Regions from separate parts of the Homo sapiens genome. Here region 1 is linked to region 2. Evidence: chromatin loops called from intact Hi-C (ENCODE). Cell type or tissue: endothelial cell of umbilical vein. All regions are shown on one strand. Links, peaks and the distances in the headings refer to the core of each region. The heading gives the core; the rest is flanking DNA. Region 1 overlaps CRHBP (corticotropin releasing hormone binding protein). Region 2 overlaps S100Z (S100 calcium binding protein Z).

Region 1 (9,390 bases), core at 762-8,761, 91 kb after region 2:
TCTAAAGACTTGAACTCGCAGCGCGGAACTCTGACGCAATCCAGGGCCGAGGAAAAATGATTAAAACCCAACAAGCTCGAGTGCTGGGGTCCACCAAGCGGGCCGTCTTGGTTAGAAGGCCCGCCCCACACGTCTCACATCTGAGCCCGCCTCGCTCCTGCTGGTCCACGCTCGGCAGAGCCGTTCCGAGAGCACAGAGGCTGTCTTCAGTGCGCGGGTGACCCGATTTTGGAGCAGTAGGGGACTGGCTGCCGAGGGGGCATCTAGATTGAGATAGGTGGGAGGGCAGGACAAGACCCCTAAGCTCACTGCCTCCTCGATTCCAGTCGTCAGACTCCATAAGTATAACAGGGCAGCATGGGATGGCTGATGGAGCTCTACTGTCCAATTAAAATAATCATGATTAACATCTCCAAAGTAGGATTATTTTGGAACCTGTCACATGCGTTAGAAATAATTTGTAGCTGGGTTGTTGGTAATTTTGCTAATGTGGACTAGATTGGACTCGTTAAACTGGAGACCTGTGGTGATTTTGAGGGTCAAGTCAATAGACTCTGACCCTTTGTTCAACTGCAAACTTTAACAAGTGAAGGAAAAATGTTCCAGGTAGCATACCAGCCATCATTGCCTGGCTGTTGAAGCAGTTCTTGACATTTTAAAGTAATATGTGATGATATTTTTAAAAAATGAGAAAAATGGGTGTATATAGTCATTAGCAGGTAAAGTTGCTGCTCCAGTTTTTTCTTTTGCTATCTATTTTCAAGATATTTTGTTCACATTTCAATGACTAGAGGAAAGAGAGAAGCTGCACGAAACCTAAATTATGCTTTTGTGGAATTCTTCTGAAGGTGAGAGGTAGAAAATATGACCAAGGTAAAAATGTACATTGTACGTTGTTTTATTTACCAAAGTGGTTGAAATGATAAAGTATAAGGAAGTTTACTTACTTTGGAAGCTTTAAGGCTTATAAAAAATTAATTAATACTATTACTTGCAAACAACCCTCACCATCCAATATATACAAATGAAAAGGCGAGCAGGCAGAGTGTGGACTGTCGATTCTCACTTATGACTGAAGGCCCATTGCTGGATGACTTTCCCCCCCTTTTCAACTCATTTCAGACTTCAGGAGTTGATGGAAATGATAGCATCTATGTCTGTATTTTTTTCAAAGGTATTTGATGGTTGGATTCTCAAGGGGGAGAAGTTCCCCAGTTCCCAGGATCATCCTCTCCCCTCAGCTGAGCGGTACATAGATTTCTGTGAGAGTGGTCTTAGCAGGAGGAGCATCAGATCTTCCCAGAATGTGGCCATGATCTTCTTCCGAGTCCATGAACCAGGAAATGGATTCACATTAACCATAAAGACAGACCCCAACCTCTTTCGTAAGTGTTCTCAGTCAAAAGGCAGAACTTCGGATATAGACCCGCTTTTTGAAAGTAGTATCATTGCACAGACTTAAAGAAATTTGAACTGAGGAATGATTTGAATGGAAATTTTTTTGTAATTAGAAATGACCTAAAGGATAGTTTCTATTCTTTATTATGAAAATCAAATCACAGTTTTTAATTTATTTCCCAGGTTAGGTAGTATACTAATTTATGAAGAGTACAATTCTATCTTTTCTCCAAAGTCTTGCTCTGAGCTTCTCAGGTTCTACAATGCATTTAGTGATAAGCTTTAATCTTCCAAGTCATTTCACTAATCCAGGATAAGCTTGAGTGATCAGATATAAAGTTGCAGTCTTAGAGATATTCAGGCACAGGCTTGAAAGTCTCCATGTCTTTCAGCCTGTGCCTGAATGTGGTAGACCGATGTCATGCCCTGACCAGAGGGTTGGATTATAGCACCTCAATGTTACCTTCTGATTCTGAGCCCACCACTCTAATTCAATTCATTTATGATGGACACACACGTAGCTTATGCTACACAACTGAACAGCCCAGGTCTAAAGCATATTATCTTACTAAAAATATTTACTCCGCGGTGGCTCACGCCTGTAATCCCAGCACTTTGGGAGGCCAAGGCAGGCGGATCACGAGGTCAGGAGATCCAGACCGTCCTGGCTAACACAGTGAAACCCCATCTCTACTAAAAATGCAAAAAATTAGCTGGGCGTGGTGGTGGGCGCCTGTAGTCCCAGCTACTTGGGAGAGAATGGCGTGAACCTGGGAGGTGGAGCTTGCAGTGAGCTGAGATCGCGCCACTGCGCTCCAGCCGGGGTGACAAAGGGAGACTCTTGTCTCAAAAAAAAAAAAAAATGAATTTACTCATCTGCTAATTGTTTTTTCCCCATTAAGAGAAAAATCTGTTTAAAAAATTAGAAAAGGAACACATATCACTCATTTTTGCATACAGTAGAATTAATGGTAACACTTCATGCGGCTGAAAGATGGGGCCTTTATCTGCCAAAGAATAATGCACTACTGATCTTTTGATTTCTAGTTCTGAAAAAACAAAAGAATTTTTGAAAAAGCCCCCCAAAAAGGCTGTTCCTGAGGACTGCAACAGAAGAATTCTAGAAGACAAAATAAAGAGTTTCCCCTATATTTTGTTTAGTTAGAAATCAGAAACCTCCTGGGCCAGGCGTGGTGGCTCATGCCTGTAATCCTAGCACTTTGGGAGGCCGAGGAGGAGGATCACTTGAGCCCAGGAGTTTAAGATCAGGCTGGCCCACAAAGTGAGACCCTGTCTGTATTAAAACTTTTAAAAAAGTTTATTAAAAAAAGAAACTTCCTAGAACCATCAAGGAATTTCAGTCCTTTTTGAAAGTAAGTATAATTAAAAATATGAAAAGGAGGCAAGAGGTGTTTCTGATCTGTTCTGATCAATGTTGATTCATCCAGTAATCAGAAAAAAAAGTACAAATTCTGATGCTTCTAGTTTCATATCTAGACTAATTAATGTATTGTAAATTTATTTATTTGAGACGGAGTGTTGCTCTGTCACCCATGCTGGAGTGCAGTGGCACGATCTTGGCTCACTGCAACCTCTGCCTCTCGGGTTCAAGCAATTCTCTGCCTCAGCCTCCCGAGTAGCTGGGATTACAGGCGCCCGTCACCATGCCTGGCTAATTTTTGTGTTTTTAGTAGAGACAGAGTTTCACCATCTTGGCCAGGTTGGTCATGAACTCCTGACCTCGTGATCCACCCGCCTCGGCCTCCCAAAGTGCTGGGATTACAGGCGTGAGCCACCACTCCCGGCCAATGTATTGTAAATTTAGATTTGAGATATAAAACAAAAAATTGTAGAAGTTCTTGGGAGTAAATTAAACATTAAAAATGCACCTTTTAGTTAACTTATCACTTAACATGCAGCAAATATTTATCAGACTTAATACTGCTGTCTTTCATTTTTTTCTCAGCCTATTTTCTCACTATTAGAAAAATACTTAAAATAGGCCTGGCATGGGGGCTCACTCCTGTAATCCTACACTTTGGGAGGCTGAGGCAGGTGAATCCCTTGAGGTCAGGAGGTCGAGACCAGCCTGGCCAACGTGGTGAAACCCTGTCTCTACTAAAAATACAAAAATTAGCCAGATGTTGTGGCACATGTCTGTAGTCCCAGCTACTCAGGAGGCTGAGGCAGGAGAATCACTTGAACCCGGGAGGCAGAGGTTGCAGTGAGCTGAGATGGTGCCACTGCATTCTAGCCAGGGTGACAGAGCAAGATTCCATCTCAGAAAAAAAAAAAGAAAAGAAAAATACTTAAAATAAGCCTGGGGCCATGGTGAAGCTGCCGAGCTGCATCCTAGGCCCCCAGTTTTAAAATAAAAATTAAGTTTTTTTAAAAAAGAAAATAAGTAAGAATGAAAAAGAAAATACTTAAAATTATTTACTTTATTATTTAAAAATAGACAGAGTTTGAGTTTTGGACTCACCATTAAGCCTCGATTTTTCCAGATTCCTAGCTTTAAGCTGGACTCTAGTTAACTCAAGTGTTCCTAGAACTACTACCAGCTAGTATTTGTTTGGGTGCTGTGTTATGTCTTGTGATTGTTATAAACAAGGTAACCCCCTAAGATTAACATTAGAAGCCCCCTCACAGCCCAGGGCCTCCTGACAATATCCACGTGTCACTGATGGTTTTTGTTCCCCAAATCCTTCCTGTCTCCAAATTGCTTTTGTGGTATATATGCTCTCTTCCTGGGCAGAAGGCCCTAGATCATGAACAGGAGCCCTAGAATAAGATACAATAAATGTCTATAAAAACCTAGCAAACCAAGTAAAGGAAACGTGAATTTCTTTTTCTTTTCTACAAAGCTTGCAATGTCATTTCTCAGACTCCAAATGGAAAGTTTACCCTGGTAGTTCCACACCAGCATCGAAACTGCAGCTTCTCCATAATTTATCCTGTGGTGATCAAAATATCTGATCTTACCCTGGGACACGTAAATGGTCTTCAGTTAAAGGTGAGTTGCTTACTTGTTTCCTAACCGTTTGATAAGGCCACAACTTTATCAGAGCAGAAGCAATCATATAGGGAAAACCTGGACACTAGCAAATTGGCGTAGTACGTTGCTCTGATGAACTCTTAAATCTCAAATGTGTTTGCCCTAGCTGCTTTGACTAACCCCCTCTTCTATTTCAGTTATGCGGCAAGTTGCATACTCAGGTGCCCCTTCTGACTACTTGAATACTTTCCCTGTGATGTAAGAAGTGTTTTCAATTGGTAAAGTTGTGGTATATAATTACAATTGAACTCTCTTGTACTTGCCTCTTTTACAAAAATTCTCTCCTAGCAGAACGTAGTGTGAGTCATCTACACAGCTGTTTTTCTGATTATTGGAATTTTCTTTTGACATGAAGGAAGTATCTCATTGACAGAACTGCGTTGTGAAGGAGTGCTAACTGTAGCATAAAATACAAAATTGGATTTTTAGATTGCAAAATACAGTAAAGCTTTGAAAAGTATTTGGCATGACATTTAACTCAATACATTTTGCCTAAAAAATATTAGCCAAGAACCCCTATCAACTTGTTTTTGAATAAACTTCTGTATGGACCTTAAAATTCATGCTGAGTTTGACCGCATTTTCTTGCACTGGTAGCATTTTCCCTCTGAGTCATCCTCATTTCCTTCTACTTTCTCACATGACTAGGTTAAGATAACTCATGTATTTGCTGCTATCAAAGGCAGTCATAATTCCTAATCAGACAGATTTTAGTGAAAACCAAATAAATAGAACTAGGACTGAGAAAAGGAGTATATCCAATTTCCTTTAAGCCCTAAATTCATGGACTAGTGCCTGCTTTTTTTAAGTTGGAACTTAGTGGAAGAATAGTCCTTTGATAAGGACATTTTTGGGTATCTTTGGTACAGTTTTACTGGCTTGATATTATTTGTATGTCATTTTTGATGTAAAATATAGAAGATGAAAGGTGTGAGCACAGACTGGGAGATCTGCACTTTAGTTATTGGGGCTATGGGGGTAATCTTGGTGTTTCCTCCCGAACAATTTAGAGCCTACAGTGTTCTAGGCATCTGTTCCTTCACAAAATATTTTTTGAATGCTTACCATGTGCAAGGCACTATTGTAGATGCTGGAAATTAGCAATAAACAAGACAGGTCCTGCTCACAGGGACCCTGCATTCAAGTGGGATGAGACAGGCAAAATTGCCATGTATTTCAGTTGGTGATAAGTGCTATACAGAAAATGCAGCAGAGTAGTGTGGTAGACAGTGACTGGGAGCATGGGGGTGGATGGAGAGGCGCGGGGCTACTTGTGATAAAGTGGTCAGGAAAGAAACCTTTTGAGAAGTGAGACCTGGGTGATAGATCAGAAGGAACCAGCAGCTGTGAGAACAGGGAGCAGAGGGAACAGTGCAGGGGCTCAGAGGCAGGAATGGGCTTGCTGGATTCCAGACATGGAAAGAAGAGGAGGATTGGCATAAAACAGCTTCAGGGAGATGGGCAGGGCCAGAGTGTGGTGAGCCCTGCAGGCCACATTAGGGAGTTTAAGTGCAGTGGTAAACCACTGAAAGAGTTCAGGGAGGAAAGCAACATGATCTGATGTATGCTGTCTAAAACGTCACTGTGGCTTCCATGCAATGAATGGGCTGTAGGGCCATGCCACCCTTTTTATGGCTCTGGTGAGATGTTTCTTTAGTTATTATTAACATATCTATCAAGATTATTTTCTTAAACCTCCCAGATTTCTATGTATTGGAAGATGAGTTCCACCAAAATAAAACCAAAACCAAAAAACCTTCAATTTTGCACATTGAGTTGGTGTGAGGATCTTACATTTGGTACAAGGAATGTAAGTACTTTTTATTGTTTTTTGTTTTTTGTTTTTTTTTTGAGATGGAGTCTCGCTCTGTCGCCCAGGCTGGAGTGCAGACATGCAGTCTCGGCTCACTGCAACCTCTGCCTCCGAGGTTCAAGCAATTCTCCTGCCTCAGTCTCCTGAGTAGCTGGGATTACAAGCATGAGCCACCACACCTGGCTAATTTTTTTTTGTATTTTTAGTAGAGACAGGGTTTCACCATATTGGCCAGGCTGGTCTCAAACTCCTGACCTTGTGATCTGCCCGCCTCGGCCTCCCAAAGTGCTGGGATTACAAACATGAGCCACTGCTCCTGGCCAAGTACTTTTTTGGTACATTATTGTGGGCTAGGCAAAAGATAGTAGTGGCTTAGAACCTGAACAAAGAAATTTAGGGAATCCCTGTTGAGAAACTGAACTTGAGAGGTCCCTGCATAACTCAGTTTCTGCCATTGTAAGAAAAGCTGAGAGGTTTGCAAAGAAGGGAGAAAAATCATTGAACAGCAAGGAATAAGTGCACTTAACTTTCTTGTTTCTTTGTTTTGTTCCCCTCACTTTAGTTTCTATTTCTTCCTAGCTTCTTTATTTCCTACTTCTCTCTCCTGAGTCTGCCTTTTTGCCTGCAACAGCACCTGCTGAATTTTGGAACCTATAAAACTAAGTGGAAAATTTAGTTGTAAGAGATGTTCCTCCTGGACATCCTCTACTCAAGGGAAAGGCAATTAAAGTTTTTTTCCTTTACTGCTAAATTGCTTATTCCACTCTCAATACAAGAACATGAAGCCCTGTATACAGTGGGGCTAATTAAACCTCTTTCATCATTTGATGCAATTATGTATAAAGCCTCTAAGCATCAAACCCAGTACATAGTAGGTAGGCCCTTTAAAAATATGTATCCCCACCTGCCCCTGCTCATTAGTGAAGCAGTTGCCATTATGTTATTTTCCAATTTGCTGTTTAGTTCCAGTTGTATTCCAATGCTCTTCTGTGTTTTTTTGTTTGTTTTGTTTTGTTTTGTTTTTTCGGAGACAGAGTCTCACTCTGTCGCCCAGGCTGGAGTGCAGTGACGTGATCTTGGCTCACTGCAACCTCTGCCTCCCAGGTTCAAGTGATTCTCCCACCTCAGCTTCCCGAGTAGCTGGGACTACAGGTGTGTGCCACCGCGCTTGGCTAATTTTTGTATTTTTAGTGGAGACGGGGTTTCACCGTGTTGGCCAGGCTGGTCTCGAACTCCTGACCTCAAATGATCCACCTGCCTTGGCCTCCCAAAGTGCTGGAATTACAGGCGTGAGCCACCATGCTGGTCAGTGCCCTTCTAAATGCCTGAATGTGTGTGCTTATGTGTGTGTGTGGGTGTGTGTGTGTATTAAGTTCTCTATTTTAGATTTTGGTTCCTATGTGTTAAGGTCTATCTAGTGAAGTACTGAGCACCTTGTCACATTCTACTAGATCTCTTAATGAGCACACTTCAATGAAAAAGAGGATCACAGGCAAAATTGTGGGGACCAGTACAAATGAAAATGTGGGAGCCCTTATTACAATTTTATGAAAATGCAGCAGAACATTAAACCAAGCATAGAGCCCTTCTAGGCACTGGCTTTTTGTGGCTGCACAGGTGGCATACTTGTGAGACTGCCCTGGGGAGATGGGGGCTCAGAGTACTTTTGGGACTAAGAGTGGTTGCTTTGTTTGTGTTGGAAAGTGAGGCACGGGGATTGCTATGGACAAGACAGTGTGGAAAAAATGAAAAGGCTGGGTGAGGTGGCTCACACCTGTAATCCCAGCATTTTGGGAGTCCGAGGCAGGAGGATCCCTTGAGGTTAGGAGTTCAAGACCGGCCTGGGCAACATATCAAGGACCCATCTCTACAAAATTGAAAAAAAAAAAAAAGGGGGAAGCAGGAAAAGGTGATCATGGTGGACCACACAAAGCTTTAGAATGAATTCTTTTGAGTAGCTTGAAATAAATTTGTTTTAGTTGAAAGGAGAAAGATCATGGTAACTGTAGCTAACTTGGGCCCCAAATCAGGGTTTTATTATTTCTTTAACATACTCATAATTAATCAAAATTCTTATTGTTAGAAATGAGGTGTTCCAATAGCACACAAATTTCCTTTACAAAGAAGAAGAAAAGAGATGAGGTGAAGGAAAAACGGATGTGAAAGCCCTATTTATAAAATGTAGGTATTTGACTTCGCTTAGCTGTGACTGCATGCATTAAGAAATTGGAGTGATTCAGTATGTATGTCCAAATGATTTGAAAAGTAAAGCATTTTTTGGTTGAATTTCCACACATCTTATATGGAGTTTACAGATTTCCATTTTATCATTCCAGTCCTTGAGCTTAAAAAAAATGAAAAAAACATGTACACACATTTCTAAAAAAAATGATTACTCAACTGATTTAGAAAAGCAATTTTTATGATTTTTTCTCTTTTAAATGTCTTTTAATTTCCAGAGTCCCAGATGTTAAATTAAATGGTATTGCCAGGATGTTGAGGGCTGATTGAGTGAATTCATGGACCCGCTGTTGGTCAAATGGTTTGACTTCTGTAATTGGTTTAAATGTGTCTTTCTCTGCTGCTTTATTCCCTTAGAAATCCTCAGCAGGTTGCGAGGGAATAGGAGACTTTGTGGAGCTGCTGGGAGGAACTGGATTGGACCCTTCCAAGATGACGCCTTTAGCTGATCTCTGCTACCCCTTTCATGGCCCGGGTGAGGTATTTCTTTGATTGTTATGTATGTGCCTATCAAGATTAAAAAAAAATAAGCACTCCCCTAATATTTTCTACATTGGAAGGTGAGTTTCGCCAAAAAAGCCTTCAATTTTTCACACTGAGCCAGTATGAGGATTTGAGGCTATATATAACATCAGTATCTTTACCAAAATATCCGACACTGGGAGAGAAACCTTTGAAGCAATAAAGGTTGGCCTTAAGTAAAACTATGAAAAAGACAAAGCTTTTAAAATCTGCATTCTTTCCATTTTCTTGGGGGTCTCTGCTTTCATTTTCTAGAGACTAAAGAGTTTACTAACTGAAACACTTATGGTTCAAATAGTAGATGTATCATCAATTAGTAATAGGATAATAATGAAATAACTGTTTTTTATGTATGTGTATG
Region 2 (9,390 bases), core at 487-8,486:
CTAATTTTTTGTATTTTTAGTAGAGACGGGGTTTCACCGTGTTAGCCAGGATGGTCTCGATCTCCTGACCTTGTGATCCACCCACCTTGGCCTCCCAAAGTACTGGGATTACAGGTGTGAGCCACTGCGCCCGGCCAATTATATTATCTCTTGAAGGCTCCAGCACAGGGCAAATGGTTGCCCTAAGTATGTGAAAGAAGCCTTATAAACTGGAAACTTAAATCTAGAATTTTATATGCTAAATCTTTATTCAACATTATACCTTAAAAGACAGTGCTTAATATGGAGATAGGTTACAATTTTAAATACTGTATTATTACAATTAATGTTTTAACTGAAAATGCAATTTGTCAGCAGCATTAAAGAATTTCTAAATCCTCCGTAATTCTATTAAACAATGAATAAAACTACAGTCATGTGCCCATAATGACATTTTGCTCAATGATGGACCAACCACATATATGACAATGGTCCCATAAGATTATAATAGAACTGAAAAATTCTTCTTGCTTAGTGAAGTCACACCATCACACTGTCATAACACAACACAATACTTACATGTCTGGGGCGATACTGGTGTAAACAAACCTGCTGTGTTTCCAGTTGTATAAAAGTATAGAACATACAATTACACTACATGATACCTGATAATAAACAGCTATGTTACTGCTTAATGCATACTATATTTTTTTTTTTTTTTTTTTTTTTTTTTTTTTTTGAGATGGAGTCTCACTCGGTCACCCAGGCTGGAGTGCAGTGGCACAATCTCGGCTAACTGTAACCTCTGCCTCCTGGGCTCAAGCAATCCTAACACCTCAGCCTCCCAGAGGCAGGTGGAACCACAGGCGCATGACACCACATCCAACTAATTTTTGTATTTTTAGTAGAGACAGGGTTTTGCCATGTTGCCTAGGCTGGTCTCAAACTCCTGAGCTCAAGCGAGCCACCCGCCTCAGCCTCCCAGAGTGCTGGGATTATAGGCGTGAGCCACTGGCCTGGCCTCATTTATTATACTTTTTTCTTCTTGAAAGGGAATCTCGCCTGTCACCCAGGTTGGAGTGCAGTGGCACGATCTCGGCTCGCTGCAACCTCTGCCTCCCGGGTTCAAGTGATTCTTCTGCCTCAGCCTCCCTAGTAGCTGAGACTACAGTCGCACATCACCATGCCTGGCTAATTGTTGTATTTTTAGTAGAGATGGCATTTCACCATATTGGCCAGGCTGGTTTCAAACTCCTGACCTCATGATCAGCCCGCCTCAGCCTCCCAAAGTGCTGGGATTCCAGGCATGAGCCACCACGCCCGGCCTACTATACTTTTAACTGTTAGTTTAGCGTGTACTCCCTCAATTCATAAAAAAAGCTAACTGTAAAGCAGCCTTGGGCAGGCCCTTCAGAAGGCGTTGTTATCACAGATGCCAGCTCCACAGGTGTTATTGTCCCTGAGACCTTCCAGTGGGATGAGATGTAGAGACGGAACACAGCAATGATGATTCTGACCCTGTGTAGGCCTAGGCTAATGTGTGTGTTTGTGTCCTAGCTCTTTTTTTTTTTTTTTTTTTTTGAGATGGAGTTTCACTCTTGTTACCCAGGCTGGAGTGCAGTGGTGCGATCTTGGCTCACTGCAACCTCCGCCTCCCGGCTTCAAGTGATTCTCCTGCCTTAGCCTCCCGAGTAGCTGGGATTACAGGTGCACACCACCAGGCCTGGCTATTTTTTTTGTATTTTTAGTAGAGACAGGATTTCACCATGTTGGTCAGGCTGGTCTCAAACTCTTGACCTCAGGTGATCCACCTGCCTCGGCCTCCCAAAGTGCTGGGATTACAGGCGTGAGCCACTGTACCCGGCCCATGTCCTAGTTTTTAATGAAAAAGTTTACAAAGTTAAAAAAAAAATTAAAAATAGAAAAAACTTATAGAATAAAAATATAAAGAAAAAATTGTACAGCTGTACAGTGTGAGTTTCAAGTGAAGTGTTATTACAAAAGTGTCAAAAAGTTTAAAAAATTTAAAAGCTTATAAAGCTAGAATGTTGGCTGGGCGCAGTGGCTCATGCCTGTAATCCCAGCACTTTGGGCGGTTGAGGTGGGTGGATCACTTGAGGTCAGTAGTTCGAGACCAGCCTGGCCAACATGGTGAAACCCCGTCTCTACTAAAAATAAAAAAAAATTAGCCAGGTGTGGTGGCGGGTGCCTGTAATCCCAGCTACTCAGGAGGCTGAGGCAGGAGAATCACTTGAACCCGGGAAGCAGAGGTTGCAGTGAGCTGAGATCACACCACTGCACTCCAGCCTGGGCGACAGAGTGAGACTCCATCTCAAAGAAAAAAAGAAAAAAAAAAAGTTACAGTAAGGTAAGGTTAACTTATTTTGAAGAAAGAAAAATTTTTGTTTGTTTGCTTGTTTTTGAGACAGGGTGTTGCTCTGTCACCCAGGCTGGAGTGCAGTGTAGTGATCTTGGCTCACTGCAACCTCCACCTCCCAGCCTCAAGTGGTCCCCCCACCTCAGCCTCCCAAGTAGCTGGGACTACAGGCATGCGCCACCATGCCCGGCTAATTTTTGTATTTTTAGCAGAGACAGGGTTTCACTATGTTGCCCACAATGGTCTCGAAATTCTGGGCTCAAATGATCTGCCTGCCTCAGCCTCCCCAAGTGCTAGGATTACAGATATGAGCCACCACACCTGGCCATGAAAAGTATTATAAAATAAATTTAGTGCAGCCTAACTGTACAATGTTTATGAAGGCTATAGCAGTGTATAGTAGTGTCCTAGGTCCTAGGCCTTCACATTCACTCACCATTTACTTACCAACTCACACAGAGCAACTTCCAGTCCTGCAGCCTCCACTCATGGTAAGTGTCCTATAAAGGTGTACTATTTTTTTTATCTTTTATACATATTTTTACTGTACCTTTTCTATATTTACCTACACAAATACTATTGCATTACAGTTGCCTGCAGTATTCAGCACAGTTATATGCTGTACAGGTTTATAGCCTAGGAGCAATAGGCTATGCCATATGGCCTAGGTGTGTAGTGGGCTGTACCATCTACGTGTGTGTAAGTATACCCTATGATGTTCACACAATGACAAAATCACCTAATGACGCATTTCTCAGAATATATTTCTGTCATTAAGTAACACAGGACTATTTCATTTTCCCTCTTTAGGTACACAACATTTATCCATTACAGCATATGTATAATTTCTACTTTGTTAGTTTCACTTACCATTTTCCTGAAATTTTTTTTGCATTTTTGTAGTCTTTATAATTCTAATTTTAAATGGCTGCATGATTTTATCTTTTGTCAGACAAGCATGGGTCTGAGTCTCAGCTCTGCTACGACATAGTTGTGCGATTCTAGGAAAGCTTCTTTCTTTCCTTTTAAAAATAGCTTTGAGTTATAATTGACACACAATAAACTGCACGTATTTAAAATACACACTTTGGTAAGTTTGACATCTGTATACACCAGTGACACCATCACCACAGTCAAGATAATAAACATACTCACCACCCTCAAAAGTGTCCACCCTTCTGAGGTCCGTCCCTCCCACTGAGATTCCTCATGCTGTTGCTAGGAAAATGATAGAACATTTGAATCTGGTTACATAAAAAGACAAAAACTGGAGAGTTTAGGAGGAAGCAACTTAGCCTCCTGTATGACTGTAGTCTTGGCCCCAGGGCAGTTCCTGGCTCAGACACTCTGGGGGTATCCTCAGTCTAAGGAGGGTGTCTGCCTGCCCGGTTGACAGGATGCCTCTTCTTCACATACGTCTTGTCTTTCAGAGTCCATGACCAATGCCTCACTTACAAATATCTTTTCTCCTTTTGCTCCCACCTTTGTGGATATTTACCAGTTTTTTTTCTCTAAAATCATCCTTACTTTTTTTTTTTCTTTTTTTTTTTTTGAGGTGGGGTCTCACTCTGTCTCCCAGGCTGGAGTATAGTGGTGTGATCTCAGCTCTCTGCAACTGAGTTCAAATGATCCTCCTGCCTCAGCCTCTCGAGTAGCTGGGATTACAGGCATGCATAACCATGCCCGACTAATTTTTGTATTTTTAGTAGAGATGGGGTTTCGCCATGTTGGCCAGGCTGGTCTCAAACTCCTGACCTCAGGTGATCCACCCACCTTGGCCTCCCAAAATGCTGGGATTACAGGCGTGAGCCACTGCGGCCGGCCACAGTCATTACCTTTAAGCTCCCCCCAAATCTGATCATTTCTCCCATTCTTTGCACACTATCTCAGACCTTTACGCCCTAAGGGCTATGACTCATACCAAAATTGCAAAGTGCAATGGAAATAATTAATAGAGCAAGCAAGGTGCATAGGATAACCCTCTGTGCTATCAACAGGTGTGTCTCCCCCTCCTGGGATTTCATGTCACCCGTAAATTTGTGTCTCTAGCCTGACAGATTCTTTTTGAGCCTTTTGACATTGCCTTTGTTTCTGAAAGTCTCCTGGAGGGCAGGGGCTGAGGCTGGGTTATATAAAGATAAGCCCCTGAAGAAAGGGCTTTATAAATAGGATTTCAAGTGCATTCTGGGAATTAGAGGGCTGCCAGGTGCAGTCCTGGAGATTGACACTAAGGGGCAGCATGTACCAAAGGATATATTTAGCTCTGCCAAAGCCCAGTAGAAACAAAGAGAAAATCACCTTGCTTTTAAACCCCAAGAGCCAAGATGTAGAAGCCACATTTTCATCTCTTGAATCAAATTACAGCATTACAATTTTCAATATCTATTCTATTAGGAGTTTTACCTGCCAACTGAGTTCTCCGAGTAAATTATTTTATGGTTAAATATGATATAAATATAATACTGTTGAGACCCATATACTCTGTAAGATTTACTGATTTTAGTGCATCTATAACTTCAACAACTTAATTTGGAATTAAATAATATTTTATTCCAAATTCAAACTCTTTTTTTTTTTTTTTTTTGCGACAGAGTCTGGCTGCAACACCCAGGCTGGAGTGCAATGGCATTATCTCGGCTCACGGTAACCTCTGTCTCCTGGGTTCAAGCGATTCTCCTGCATCAGCCTCCCGAGTAGCTGGGACTACAGGCGCATGCCACCACATCTCACTGCTTTTTGTATTTTTAGTAGAGACGGGGTTTCACCGTTTTGGTCAGGCTGGTCTCAAACTCCTGACCTCAAGTGATCTACCCGCCTCAGCCTCCCAAAGTGCTGGGATTACAGGCGTGAGCCACCACATCCAGCTCAAACTCTTTATATTCATTGACATGACTGTTGTCTGTCTGTCTGTTTCTCTTTCTCCCTTTGATGAAGCAAATTTTTATGTGGAATAAAGGCAATCAAATAATTATTTGGCAGTTAAACTAGACAAGGCCAACTCTTGGGGAATCTTATGTTTCCCTCTCTGATTGATTTGTTTATGAATTCATCCATCAGTGAGGATTTCTGAGCACTTCCATATGCCTGTCCCTGTGCTAAATGCTGTGGAATGCATAGATGAACCAGATATCAACCCTGACATCAAGGAACTCATTCAAAGTGTGGAGGGTGGGGAACATACGGCAGACAAAAAAAAACGTGATGTTGGGAATGTATGGTAAGTGCAATGATGAGAAAAACAAACATAAGGTAGGAAATAGGAGAGGACAGAGAAGGCACCTATCAGAGATGGGGGGATGTGGGGTGGGTAGTTGGGAAGAGTGCAGGAAAATGTCCAAGAGGAGATGACATTTGAACTGATCTTAAAGGAGCAGATGGAATTAGCTTTCCACACAGTGTGCTCAGAACCTGCAAAGGCATGGAAGAATGGGAGCTCCCAACACCATGGTCAGTTTGCAGGCAGGGCCAACCCTTTGAATGGCCAGGAGCGTGGGTGTTGATTTGTGATTTAGATCAGCTTCTCTGACAGCAGAATAGACGTGAGAATGGAGGGGCATGGTAGAAAGTAGAAAGAGCAGTAAGGAAGCCACTGCAGTAATAGGGACCAAAAATTAAAAGGCCCCAAAGGTGGTGAAGAATGGAGAGAAGTGGACCAGTTTAGCTGGTATTTAAGAATTGTGGCTGGGTGCAGTGGCTCACACCTGTAATCCCGGCACTTTGGGAGGCTGAGGCAGGTGGATCACTTGAGGCCAGGAGTTCAAGACCAGCCTAGCCAACATGGTGAAACCCCATCTATACTAAAAACACACAAAATAATTAGCCCAGCGTGGCGGTGCCCACTTGTAATCCCAGCTACTCAGGAGGCTGAGGAAGGAGAATTGCTTGAACCCAGGAGGCAGAGGTTGCAGTGAGCTGAGATCCTGTCACTGCACTTCAGCCTGGGTGACAGACTAAGACTCCGTCTCAAAAAAAAAAAAAAATTGTGACAGAAGCTGGTGTGACCAAGGAACTGGATGTTTGAGATGACTGAGGGGATGAGTTTTGCTTAGGTCCCGTGAGATAAAGTAGAAAACGTAAAAAGACGTATTTACTCATTTCTGCTTGCCAGTGTAATTTCACAAGCCCCTGACTCTGTGTAGACACCCAGCTCTCCAGAAAAATGCTTTGAAGACAAAGGATACAGCATACAGTCCCGTGTCTCGGCTGAGTCATCGCATTCCTTAATAGGTAAATAAGCCTAATTAATGCCTTTTCCTATAGGTAACATAATGTCTGATGGGGTTAGGGATGATGCCTCTGTAATCTATACCAGATGTACTCTTATACACAAACCTTGATGTGATTCTGCTTTAATGTAACTTCTGCAAGTTTGATGTGACTTTGCATGTAGTGAACCCCCAAGGCCTGTGTAGAAGCTGCGGGTGGAGCTACCTTGCTGGAGCAGTCTCACAGAACCCCTCTGAAGGGCTGCTCCCAGGATGTAGACCTTGGTCTATAGTCCTCAGTAAGATTCCTGAGTAAAACTAGTTTTAACTTTCTAAAAGCTTGATTTTTTTTTTTCTTTAGTGGACAGTCCGAATTGAGTTTGAAAAGCTTGTGGGACATTCAGGTAGAGATGTGGTCCAGCAGGCTGTTGGATAGATGGTTCTGGAGCTTAGCAGACAGATCTGGGCCAAGAAATATAATCTTGGGAGAGACTGAAATTATAGGAGTAGCTGAGACCACAGTGGGAACAACATTTAAGAGCTGGAGAGGGGAAAGTGCTTTAAAAAATGAGGAGGAGGCTGGGCACGCTGGCTCACATCTATAATCCCAGCATTTTGGGAGGCTGGGGTGGGAGGATTGCTTGAGGCCAGAAGTTTGGGACCAGCGTGGGCAACATAGCAAGACTCCATTTCTACAAAGAAAAAAATAAAATAAAATCCTAAGCTCCTCAACTGACTGAACAGACCCTCTCTTGGCCCAGGGGACCCCAGAGAAACCTGAACAACTGAATTCCAGGCCTTGATGGGAAGAGAGGTCAGACAGGCCTCATTGTACCTCTTTCCTTTTGGGATACCAAATTCCAACCTCACTCTGGTAGCATCACATGACAGATAGCAGACCATGAAGGAAATCAAAATATTTTACCCCAAAATAGACTTCTCTGACATATTTTGAAATGGTCCTGTAAAGCCGTCTTTTATGGGGGAAATTTTGCATCTATAGAGAATCTCCATTAATGCAGCTAGGCCTTTCCAGATCTAGGAGAAATTAACTAGGAATTTGACACTTTTTAAGGTCCAAAAAGAAACATTTATCATTTATTCTCTCTGAAGGCTGCTACCTGGAGGTTTCATCTACATAAGAAGAACCTTGGCTTCCACAGCCCCCTTTATCTTAACTCAAGAATTTCTTTCTGCTGACTTCAAGTCTTTAGACAACAATGCTTAACTCTTTCAACAAATTGCCAATCAGAAACTCTTTTTTTTTTTTTTTTTTTTTAGACAGAGTGTCGCTTTATCACCCACCCTGGAGGGCAGTGGCATGATCTTGGCTCACTGCAACCTCCACCTCCCAAGTTCAAGTGATTCTCCTGCTTCAGCCTCCTGAGTAGCTGGGATTACAGGCATGCACCACCACACCCGGCTAATTTTTTTTTGTATTTTTAGTAGAGACAGGGTTTCACCATGTTGGCCAAGCTGGTCTCGAACTCCTTACCTCAGATGATCCACCCACCTTGGCCTCCCAAAGTATTGGGATTACAGGCGTGAGCCACCGGGCCCTGCCCGAAAATCTTTGAATCCACTTGTGATCTGTAAGCCCCATACCCCTGCCTTTTTGAGCCAAACCAATGTACACCTTACATATACTGATTTATGACTTCGCCTATAACTTAACATATAAAACCAAATTTTGGCCAGGTACAGTGGCTCATGCCCATAATCTCAGCACTTTGGGAGGCTAAGGCAGGAGGATCACTTGAGCCCAGGAGTTTGAGACCAGCTTGGGCAGCATAGTGAGACCTCATCTCTAAAAAAAGTAAAAAATAAAAAATTAACCAGGAATGGTGGTGTGCACCTGTGTGTGGTCTCAGCTATTCAGGAAACTGAAGTGGGAGGATTGCTTGAGCCTGGGAGTTCGAGGCTGCAGTGAGCCATTATTGCACCACTGCACTCCAGTCTGGGTGACAGCGGGAGACCCTATCTCAAAAATAAATAAATAATGAACTAAATTGTAACCTGCCACCTTGGGCATACCTTCTTAGGACCTCTTGAGACAGTTCCCTGGGCCGTGGTCACTCATATCGGCTCAAAATAAACCTCTTTAAGTATTTCACAGAGACAATGTAAGGTGGCTAAAGCCTGTAATCCCAGCACTTTGGGAGGCCAAGGCAGGAGGATCACTTGAGGCCAGGAGTTTGACACCAGCCTGGGAAACATAGGGAGACCCCATATCTACAAAAATAAAAAAATTAGTCAGGCATGATAACATGTGCCTGTTGTCCCAGCTACTCAGGTGGCTGAAGCAGGAGGATCGCTTGAGCCTGGGAGGTTGAGGTGCAGTGAGCCATTACTGGGCCACTGCATTCCAGCATGGGTGACAGAGCAAGACTCTGTCTTAAAAAAATAAATAAAATAAGGCTGGGTGCAGTGGCTCACACCTGTAATCCCAGCATTTTGGGAGGCCAAGGCAGGCGGATTGCGTGAGCTCAGGAGTTCAAGACCAGCCTGGGCAACATGGCAAAACCCCATCTCTACTACAAATACAAAAATAAAAATAAAAATTAGCCAGGCATGGTGGTGTGAACCTGTAGTCCCAGCTACTTGGGAGGCTGAGATGGAAGAATTGTCTGAGCCCAGGAGGTCGAGGCTGCAGTGAGCTGTGATGGCACCACTGCACTCCAGCCTGGGCAACCAGAGTCAGACCTTGCCTCAAAAATAATAATAAATAAATAAATAAAATAAATATTGTATAGAGTTTGTTTTTTCCATTCTGAGTAGGTGCTATGGTCATCCCCATTTAGACTAATGGGGAAAATGCAGCATAGATGC

The links. A loop is a pair of places that touch in the nucleus more often than their neighbours do. Peaks named below come from ENCODE experiments on the same cell type or tissue, not always from the same donor. Only the 100,000 strongest peaks of a DNase experiment are listed, where the experiment ranks them.
Region 1: it touches region 2 in a loop (2.1-fold over the local background); 4 of 110 quality-filtered maps call a loop at or near these places.

What each region holds. Positions count from the first base shown.
Region 1 is chr5:76,954,479-76,963,868 of GRCh38, forward strand. CRHBP (corticotropin releasing hormone binding protein) reads left to right here. Exons shown (of 7, transcript NM_001882.4): 4 at 1,175-1,385; 5 at 4,263-4,411; 6 at 8,865-8,982. Among named protein-coding and RNA genes, the nearest start is that of CRHBP, 6.1 kb to the left of the region's middle. In endothelial cell of umbilical vein, for the core only: no CTCF peak of the experiment used is centred there; DNase peaks (open chromatin) are centred at 4,783 and 5,043; H3K27ac peaks cover 665 bases; H3K27me3 peaks cover 225 bases.
Region 2 is chr5:76,863,702-76,873,091 of GRCh38, forward strand. S100Z (S100 calcium binding protein Z) reads left to right here. Exons shown (of 5, transcript NM_130772.4): 2 at 6,465-6,583. Among named protein-coding and RNA genes, the nearest start is that of S100Z, 18 kb to the left of the region's middle. RefSeq lists an enhancer at 6,647-7,344. In endothelial cell of umbilical vein, for the core only: a CTCF peak has its summit at 4,554; a DNase peak (open chromatin) is centred at 4,590.